Linked DNA regions of Homo sapiens: region 2 is linked to region 1. Evidence: chromatin loops called from intact Hi-C (ENCODE). Cell type or tissue: thyroid gland. All regions are shown on one strand. Each heading gives the region's core, and the rest is flanking DNA. Links, peaks and the distances in the headings are about the cores only.

Region 1 (5,385 bases), core at 158-5,157:
ACTGAATAGACAGTTTTCTAAAGAAGACATAAAAATGGCCAGCAGGCATATTTTTAAAATGCTCAACATCACTAATAATAGAAATGCAAATTAAAACCACAATGAGATATCACCTCATACCTGTTAATATGGCTGTTATCAAAAAGATAAAATATAAATGTTGGCAAGGATGTGGAGAAATGAGGAACCCTTGCCCACTGTTGATGGGAATGTAAGTACAGCTATAATGGAAAATAGTATAGAGATTCCTCAAAAATTTAAAAGTAGAACTATCATATGATTCAACAATCTCACTAGGGTTATATATCCAAAGAAAATAACATCAATATGTCAAAGAGACGTCTGCACTTCTGTATGTATTGCAGCAGTGTTCACAATAGCCAAGATATGGAATCAACCTAAAAATTCATCAGTGGATCAATGGATCAATGGATAAACTATTTTTAATTGAAAGAATTAAAATTGTATCTTTATGAGCCTATTGATGTTTCAGAGAAATAAACTCTGGTCATTGAATGAAATCTCTGTGTTGCAGAAACCTCTATAAGCTCCTATGTACAGATAATCTCACAGGGTAAATTTCTCTGACTAGCTTTCCACATTCTTAGCATTCTTTTCTCAGAGAACATGTGTATAGTCCTTGTATAGGGCCATAATTTTCAGATACACTTTTCCCACTCTTCTTTGTGCTTCTCTGTCCTTAGTTGCTTTTCTCATTTAATCTTTATAATTTCCCTGTGATTTAAATTATACTTTCATTTTACAGATGAGAAAATTGAGACACTTATATTCACATATCCCACTCTAGGTCAGTCAGTAGCAGAGTCGGATGATGCATTCTGTTGTTAGTGCCTGGACAATTAAGTACCAAGAAATGCTATTGATTATAGGAGTTCATGGTAGGGAAGAATAAGGCTGATAAGTAATGAGTATAGTTTAAGGGCAGACGTATTTGGAAAGGGGAGAGGCATAAGACAGGAGACTAGGAAATGGTAGACCTCTGTAGTTTATTAGTAATGTCTGCCTCGGAGTGACTTGGAGGATGTGGTAATAAAAGCATCTGCATGTACCCTTGTGGCTATAAGTTTCAGTTAATTAGTACAACACAAGTACACACACACACACATAAGTGGATCTCAGCCATCTAGATGGGACACAGAGTTTTTATGACAGGCAGGGTTAATGATTTCATAATGGTGAACTTTTGCCAATCTCACTACTATTTGAATATTTCACAACTTGTTCAAATTGTTAAGTACAACAGCAGATTGCATGTACACCCAATAACACGGGTTTATGTAATGTACATGGGTAAATGTACATCTTCCAAGGGAGAAAGGGTGCTCTGTGTTTCCAGCATGATGGAACCCAGTTTCATGATGGATTGGCATATTCCATAGATGAAGAATAATTACTGGAAAGAATGCAGAGCCATTGGGGACTTTCTAAATAGAGGAATGATGAGATAAGATATTTGTTTGGGAAATCGCTCTGAAGAAGATGGAATGAAGGAGAGAGGGACTTCTGGAAGGCTGTGGATCTATTTTCATTTTAATAAGCATGGGGGGAGAAGGGTAGGAGAGAGGATGGTCAACAGGTACAAAGCTACAGTCACATAGGAGGAATAAGCTCTGGTGTTCTATTGCATAATAGGGTGACTATAGTTTTCATTATTATATTGTGTATCTGAAAATAGCTAGAAGGGAGGATTTTGAATGCTCTCAACACAAAGAAATGGCAAGTGTTTGAGATGATGGATATGCTAATTACCTGGATTTGATCATTATACAATGTATACATGTACCAAAAGCTCACATTGTACCACATAAATTATTAATACAATAATTGTACGTCAATTATTATGTGTCAATTAAAAAAACAAAACTTAAAAAATAGTACTAATGGGAGGTGAAGAAGGTGTGAATAAGGGCAGAAAGACTGAGTGGGACGCAAGTGAATGTAACAAATGCTGTTCTCAAATAGCTCTAACTTATCTCTCATGCACCAGAGCACTCTTGTTTCTCACTGAACACTTTTTGAATGCCTCTTTCATGTTGGGCTTGGGCACTGTTCTCAGTGGTCTTTGTAGTTAGATGTTTTTGCCAAAATGTTGGAAAGAGTCCTTGATATATGGAAACTGACAAAGACATAACTTCAACCAGTCAAGGAGATTTCAGTGTCAGATAAGGCTTTGATGTGAACATGCCTGGCACATAGATGGTTAATATATATCCTATGGATGAAGAAACATACAAATGACCAAAGGAATGGAATAGGTAGACTAATCGAAGGACATTCAAGATAGACTTCTAAATGCCCGAAACTTTTCAAAGTGAGATCCAGACCTTTCTTGAGGAATGATGTTTCTCTACTCTGATCTGTACAGTTGGTGAAAATAAGAAAGAAGATGGAACCCAGCACGGCAGCTCACACTTGTAATCACAGCACTTTAGGAGGCCGAGGCAGGAGGATTGCTTGAGCCCAGGAGTTCTAGACCAGCCTAGGTAACATGGCAAAACCTTGTTTCTACAAAAAAAAAAAAAAAAGAAAAAGAAAAAGAAAAAAAGAAAAAAAAATTAGCCAGGTGCAGGGGTACGTGCCTGTGGTTCCAGCTACTCAGGAGGCTGAGGCGGGAGGAAAGCTTGAGCCCAAGAGGTCGAGGCTGTAGCGAGCAATGATCGCCCCACTGCACTCCAGGCTGGGTGAGAGAGCAAGGCCGTGTCAACACAAGACGAGACAAAATGAGATGAGACGAGATGAGAAAAGAAAAAGAAAAGGGAAGAAGTGAGGGAGGGAACATCAGTGCAGGTAAAATATTATTTTTCTTAGAATGAAACCAAGCCAGCAAGAATAATAACTTTTGAAAGCAGTATTTCTCCCTGTGTAGCCCTTAGACAATAGGCATCAAAATTTCTTGAGTGTATGTGACGGATTCCTAGGCCCTACCTCAAGCCTGCAAAAATAATCTCTCACAGAGAGAAAGGGAACTTTAAGCAAGCTCCTCATTTCCTTTTGCTGCAGTAAAAATTTCTAAGAATCAGTGGGTTAGAGCTTCCTAAGCACTTAAAAACTCCAAGAAGTAAGGACCTGTTATTAGAGGTAACAAGTATAGGCTAATTTGATTTCCTTAGAAAACCTTCAAAACAGCAGTGTCACAGAATCACTCTTGATTAACCACTGGACTTGGAAAGGCCTAAGGTTGAGAGGCTCAGATGGCCCCAGAGTAAAAGCCCTCAGTATGCCTGCTTCACTGAGCATTACATGAGACTGTTCCAGCTCTGTGATGATCAAATAAGAAAAGCTTGTGAGGATTTTCACTCTTCACAATGTGATGTCTTTTCCAATAACAGCATTAATAGAGAAGTGTTATCTTTAGGGCATCTTCCTTGCTTTATGTATTTTGCAATAAATTTATATAATTTTTACTGTTTCTGAGTGTAAAAGTAATGCATGCTTGTTTTAAAAATTATAAAATACTATAAAGCATGAGTAAAAATAACCAATATTCCTACCACCAAAAGATAAGCAATGTCAGTATATCTCCTTTCAGACATTTTTAGTATGTACATATGCATATAATTTTACCAAAATAGAATCATACCATATACACTGTTTTGCAACCTGTTTTATCTAATCTGAATGGAGATAATATCTTTCTGAATCATGTATATTTTCATTTTTTAATGGCTGGAGAAGATACCACAGTGTGGATGTTTCTCTTTGTTTTATTATTCCCTTATTTTGGATGCTTGCTTGGATTGTTTATCAGGCCATGAAAAAAAAAAAAAAAGATGAATTCCCCAGAACATTATAAGGAAATCTAGGGAAAGACAGCACTACCTTACCTTAAACTTTCTGGCTCATGTCACAAATCAGTAGGTTTGGACTCCTCATGCTTGCAGCACATACACTCTTGCTATCCTCATTCTCTCTAGGAACCACCATTCTTCCCCCAAGTCTCCATCACTCATCTGCTTTTCCGTGGCATGTCATTCATCCTCACTAGAGATCATCTTACTTCCCTCGATTATTCTTTGTTCATTCCACATAAGTGTATTGAGTACCTCCTCTGTGTAGGAATTTTAAAAGACCCTAGCTTTATTTAGTGTTTGTTAAAGCATCTCTTAACCTCCTCTCATTAAGGATACAGATTCATGATAAAAACCAAACACCTTGACCAAAAGGCTAACTTGGAAAATGCCAGTTGTTATTACTGCAATCTCAAGTAATGAAAATTCATGGAGTTTATATAAGTTATTGCAGCATAACACTTTATCCCAACACTTAGTGGCTGAAAACAGTACATAATGATGAGCTCACAGCTTAGTGAGATCAGGCGTCTCCTCATGGCTTAGCTCTGCTGGAGGCCTCAGGCTGTAATCACGATGCTGACCAGGGCTACAATCATCCCAAATTCAGATGAGGGCAAGGTCTACCTGCAAGCTCACTTGATTGTTAACAGAATTGAGTTCCTCATAAGTTGTCAAATGAGAGCCTCAGTTTCGTCACAGGAGTAATATCCCATCACTTTTGCCATATTCTGTTCATTAGATGCAAGTCACTAGTTTTAGCCCATACTCAAAGGGAAGAGATTACCCAAGAGGGTGAGTACCAGGAAGCTGGGATCATTAAAGACCATCTTTGAAGTCAAGGATATGCTCATAGAGCTGATAGACAGTGATAAAACCTCAGCAACTGACCAGAAAAGGTCAACTTAGAAAATGAGATTTTGTAGTTTAAACTCCTGGAAATTCATAGATCATAACATTTCAACTTACTTTTAAGTTGAGTGACATGAAGAGATAGGTCAAAATATTTACATTTGCTAAATGTGTACTTACTGTTCTTTATATAGAGCTTTGCAGCTTACAACATACAGTTCTGTGTCAATATTTTCATTTGATTTTCTCAAACCTGGAAGGGAGGAATGGAAGATGTTATCTCAAATTTAAAGACAAATGAACTGAGACCTGACAAGTTACCAGCTGAGTAGGTTACATCTTTCTGCCAGTTCATGTGTTGGTTCAACAAACGTATACAAACAAATCTTATGTGCTTGGCACCATGCCAGGCAGGGTCTGGGGACGCAGTGTTGGACAACATGAATGTAGTTCTGCCCTCCCAGAACCTAGTATCTTGTCAAGATGAGACGTTAATCCAATTAAATCTTACATAAAATAAGACTGCAAACTTTAATATTTTCTAATGGTTGAAAAGGTTATAGATCATGATTTATGCAGTTTATATATGCAGGTTTACATATTTTAAAATTATCCAGCTGCATTCTTAAGATTTGTACATTTTACTGTGTATGTGATGTTTTTAGAACATCCTGGGAAGGAAAGCTACATAGCGCTAAGGTAGTTCGTTAAAGAAGACGTGGCT
Region 2 (5,385 bases), core at 175-5,174, 63 kb before region 1:
TAAACAATGAGAACACATGGACACAAGGCGGGCTTTTCAGAGGGTAGAGGGTAGGAGAAGGGAGAGGATCAGGAAACATAACTAATGGGTGCTAGGCTTAATACCTGATTGATGAAATAATGTTTACAACAAACCCCCATGACACAAGTTTGCCTGTGTAACAAGCCTGCCCTTGTACCCTTGAAATTAAAAGTGTTTTCTTTTTTTTTTTTTTTTTTAAAAAAAAAAAAAAAGGCTGGGCACGGTGGCTCATGCCTGTAATCTGAGTGCCTTGGGAAGCTGAGGCGAGCAGATCACTTGAGGTCAGGAGTTCAAGACCAACCTGGCCAACATGGCGAAGCCCTGTCTCTACTAAAAAAACAAAAATTAGCCAGGCATGATGGCGCATGCCTGTAATCCCAGCTACTAGGGAGGCTGAGGCAGGAGAATCGCTTGAACCTGGGAGGCAGAAGTTGCAGTGAGCCAAGATTGCGCCAGCTGCACTCCAGCCTGGGCAACAGCAGGACTCTGTCTCAAAAAACGACAACAACAACAACAAACAAACAAAAAAAAAAAAAAGTGTGGCACCTCCCTTCCCCCACACACTTTGCTCTTGCCTTTGCCATGTTATACGCCTGCATCCCCTTTGCCTTCCACCATGATTGTAAGTTTCCTGAGTCCTCCCCAGAAGCTGAGCAGATGCCAGCATCATGCTTCCTATACAGCCTGCAGAACCGTGAACCAATTAAACCTGTCTCTTTTATAAATGACCCACTCTCGGGTATTTTTTTATAGCAATGCAAGAACAACCTAACACAAACCCTCATATTTAGGAATTGATAGCTCCAGCCCTTTTATATCTAATTTTAAGAGCTTTTGAGACTATCGTAGTTTATGCCTTAAAGGAAGCTTATAAGTTTCCCCTTTTCTGGGTATTTCCAAGGAAAGGCAAAAATGTGTCACCCTGAAATGATGCTGATGTTGTCTGACCTAGAGATGAACTAAGTCCAGTCTGGGACAGGCTCCCCAGGGAGCATTTTCATGGAGGTCAGTGTGAACCCCCTTTTCCAGATTGGCGGCAGGGCCAGCTTTAGGTCCCTTGAGATTGTCTGCATCCCACTTCCTAAGTAAACAAAATAATGACTAGAAAAGTCTTTTCAGGAAAGGGAAAATGTGCAAATATACGAGACAAAATTGCTTTTCTTTCCCAGCAGTTTTCTCCCTTAGGACCATTTCACAGGCCTGAGCTACCCTAGGAGTCTGTTTTGCCCACAGGCTATGCGTGAAGCCGACCCTTACCCTCTCACCCAGTGACGACCACGACAATGTTGATGATCATAAGCAGTGCTTGCAGGCTTGGCTAGTCCTTCACAGATGCTACGTCACCAGTCCTTGTGCTGACTCAACGAGTAGGTGGCTGTATTAGTTTTCTATTTCTGCCCAAACAAATTACTGCAGGCTTGGTGGCTTAAAACAACACAATTTTTATCTTACAGTTGTTTAGGTCAGAAGTCCGACATGGTTCTCACTGGGCTAAAACCAAGCTGTGGGCAGAGCTGGCTTCTTCTGGAAGGGAGCATCATTCTCCGACCTTTTCCAACTTTTGGGGGCCACCTGCATTCTTCAGCTCATGACTGCTTCCTCCATCCTCAAAGCCAGCAATGGAAGCAGCTCCTTTCACACTGACATCTTTCCTATTCTCCCATCCCCAGCCCTCTTTCCTTTATAAGGTCCCTTATGAGTCCATTGGGCCCATCTACATAATCCAGGATCCTTTCTTTAATTTAAATTTATCTAGTTCACAACATTAATCTTCTTTACCATGTAACCTAACATAGTCAAAGTTTCCAGACATTAGGAGGTGGGCATCTCTGGGGGCCGCTATTCTACCTACCACCACACTCCTTGTATAGATGAGGTAATGGAGAGACAGAGTGGGTTAGGAACTTGTTCAAGGTCACACAGTGCTAAGTGATGGATGATCTTAACCTTTGACCCCAGCTATTGTCATCTTTGGAAAGCAGGGATGGATAATGTGGCCAGCACAGTGTCCAAGGGGTTCCCCTCTTCTGCTGGCTTCAAATAGGGTGACGGCCGGAAGGAGAAGTAACTCTGGATGAACCCCCAGGGGCAACCCTAGATTCTTGCTCTGAAAGCTCATAGGCAGTGTGTGGCAACACTGGTGTCTCTGATAGGTTTTCTTTCCAGAGTGGGAGTGCCCCAGTCTTTTGCAAATCTTCCTTTTCTCATAAATGTTACCTAGGTGCTTTGCGGGGATGATTTTCTTCAGAATGAGTGAGTGTCACAAAACAGCCGGCCACTTGATTTTTATTCCTGTTTGGCACAGTCCTGGGCACAGAGCTCCTTTCCATTCGTTGCTTAGCAAGAAGCAGGCCCCAAATAACCACCTGCCCCAAGGCCCTTTTGTCCACTGGAGAGGATAGGTGATTAGATGGAGGGTAATTGATAACGCAGGGTCAGTAGGGAGAGGGAAACCCCTTGAGGTTGGACCTAGGCAGCTCCAAGTCCAGATTCCTGCTCCAGTGCAACTGATGCTAAACAACAACAGCTAGGCTTGACTGAGCACCGCTGGGGTTCAGGTGTGGCGTGAGTGTGTTTCCTGAATGATCACTTAGAAGTTAAGTCTCCCCTGCCATGCCGGGGGCATTGTTCTAGGCACAAGGGATTTTAGAGTGAACAAAACACATTTGTAGCCCTACCCCCAGCCCCTCTGGAGCTTATAGTCCTAAGGACCTTAAAGGTAAAGATTGTTTTTGTCCACTTTGCATGTGGAGAAACTGAGCTTAGGAAAGTGTCTGGAAAAAGGTTACATGGTAGCTGATAGTGAAAGAACCAAATGACAAACCCACGTCCTCCCCTCCAGAGCCCAAGCTCCACACACTGACTCTGTTAACTGCTTGGTTTGGGCCGGGCACCGTGGCTCACGCCTGTAATCCCAGTGCCTTGGGAGGCCTAAGCCAGAGGATTGCTTGAGGCCAGGAGTTCAATACCAGCCTGGGCAACATAGAGATTCCATCTCTACAAAGTAAACAAATAGATAAATAAATTAGCACGGTGTGATGTTATGCACCTATAATCCTAGTTACTTGGGAGGCTAAGGTGGGAGGATAACTTGAGCCTGGGAGTTCAAGGCTGCGGTGAACTATGATTACATAACTGCATTCCAGCCTGGGTAACAGAGTGAGACCCAGTCTCAAAAAAGTACATACACACATATATAAACAAACACTTAGGTTTGCAGGGAAGCACCCTCCAATGCACAGGTCAGCCCCTGCCCCAGAGAATGACGCAGGTCCGAGTGCCAATAGTGTCACTGCGGAGAAGCCCCGGTGTAAAATGAAAATAATAAAATCCACCATAGAGCGTTGCTATGAGTTTTGAAAGCCCTATTATGTGAGCCTTCATCTAACCGAATCATGTTTTCACTGACTGGATTTTCAGCTGGAATCGTGGCATGTCAGGGCTCTGCCTAGCCGGGCCCCACTCCTACCCCGACCCAAAATCTGAGAAATGACCAGTAACACGGTTCTAGAGGAATTTGCCAATGCTCATTTTTTATTCTATGTGGTGGTGTTTTTTTTTTTTTTTCTCATTGCAGAAGACAAATTCTATTTCCTTACTCCTGAGGGAAAACTAATTCCAGCAAAGGCCATTTGTCTTTGGTACCTTAAGATCTAGGTAATTTACTGCAAGTTTATTTTTATTGAAAATTATGTAGATATTATTCAGAAACACAATTTTCAACTATACGGCACACTTAAGCACGTTATATTTTAAGTGTTAATACATAGACTGAGGATATATGCTAGAATGTGCATTTCTCAAAGACACTTTTTTCTTTTTTGTCACTCACTGCATTCGAGGTCCTTAAACTTGTGTGCTATGAAGTGCTAAAGGATTAAAATATTTTCAAATGGATATTGTGCTGTAAGTTTTGAGTTGTTACCATTTGACTGCAATTGAAACTCATGATGCTTTATATAGCTTAGATGATTAATTCAGAAATAATTTGCATTTAAATGCGTTTAAGATATTTAACTTATGATTCCAAATGTGCCTATTTTAAGCCTGGTAGAAGTACTTTAGTCTCCAAAGTATGTGGACGCTCTACTTCTCCCTAGTTTGTGGACCTGAAAAGGATTTAGATATTAATATAGAATAACTTTTCCAAACTAGTTCTGAAAACATAAGAACTGAGAGATAGCCCCCTGCAACACACACGCACATGCACACACACACACACACACACACACATAGGTTTTGTGCTGTCTTGGGAGCATTTAAGATACTCTGCAAACTACAATTGCTTCCTTAAAATGTACAGTGGACGTTTGACATAGTAAAGATATTTTGAAGATTTGCAGGCCAGAAACCTGTTTAAGCCAACATATTACACACTTTTAAGAAAGAAAAGCTCTTAATAACATCCTATAAGAAAATCTTAACCATTATAGAAGTTACTCTTTGAATAATATTGTGAGAAAAAATTTAATTAGTGAAACCCTAAGGAAGTTATCAGCATGGAGATTTGTGATGGATGCCAATGTGCCTTCCTAAAATGCTGCAAGGCTATTCTGGAAAAACAGTTCTGGAGACAGATTCTGGCATTAACTATCTCTGTTAACATAGTGGTAGCTAGGTTCTTCCCACTTCTGCTTGTTTCAGCTAAGTAAAATATAAGGGAGTCCAGTAATTCATGAATGGATAAACAAATTGTGATACATCCTTGCAATGGAATATTATACAGCCATAAAAAGGAATAGAGTAGGTTAAGCCATAGAAACACAAGTTAGATGAGTGGCAGGGGTGGGAAGGAGGGCCTACTTATAGGTCTGGGTTTCCCTTTGAAGTCATGGAAATGTTTTGGAACTAGACAGAGGTGGTGGTTCTACAACATCATGAGTACACTAAACATGACTTTAAAAATGTTTCATATGTGAGTTTCACCTCATTTTAAAAATCACAGTGCACAAAAAGAGGTAAGGGAGGCCAGAGAAACTGGACAGGAAAACCCAGGTGTGAGGACCAGGAGGAAGAGGGTGGGGCAGAGGGGACAAGGCAGATTCGAGGGGATGTTCCGCCACATTCTTCAGGGTGGCATGGGCAGCTTTTATGTAGATGAAAACAATTTTAGGAAATTGCAGCCTAAAGCGGTGTTCAGTACACAAGAGAGGCCCTCAAGAGAAGGTCACCAAGGGAAGGCAGAAGAGCAGCCTCTGCCTGTCTCAGCAAAGAGCTGAGTGGGCACCCACCCCATGGTGATGCTCACGGTCACAGCCTAGTGACCCACACTTGTGTCTTTGCTGTCAAGCAGAAGCTAGTGACCACGAAACTAAGCTTAACTTCTGGTGTTCTTTACTTGTGTAAAGGATCGTACCTTACATC

The links. Hi-C counts contacts between places; a loop is a spot of excess contacts. Peaks named below come from ENCODE experiments on the same cell type or tissue, not always from the same donor. Only the 100,000 strongest peaks of a DNase experiment are listed, where the experiment ranks them.
Region 2: it touches region 1 in a loop (4-fold over the local background); 1 of 110 quality-filtered maps calls a loop at or near these places.

Annotation. Positions count from the first base shown.
Region 1 is chr16:83,295,518-83,300,902 of GRCh38, forward strand. All of the region lies in intron 5 of CDH13 (cadherin 13), which reads left to right. Among named protein-coding and RNA genes, the nearest start is that of CDH13-AS1, 100 kb to the right of the region's middle. In thyroid gland, for the core only: no CTCF peak of the experiment used is centred there; a DNase peak (open chromatin) is centred at 3,224; H3K27ac peaks cover 2,212 bases.
Region 2 is chr16:83,232,010-83,237,394 of GRCh38, forward strand. All of the region lies in intron 5 of CDH13 (cadherin 13), which reads left to right. Among named protein-coding and RNA genes, the nearest start is that of CDH13-AS1, 160 kb to the right of the region's middle. In thyroid gland, for the core only: no CTCF peak of the experiment used is centred there; no DNase peak of the experiment used is centred there.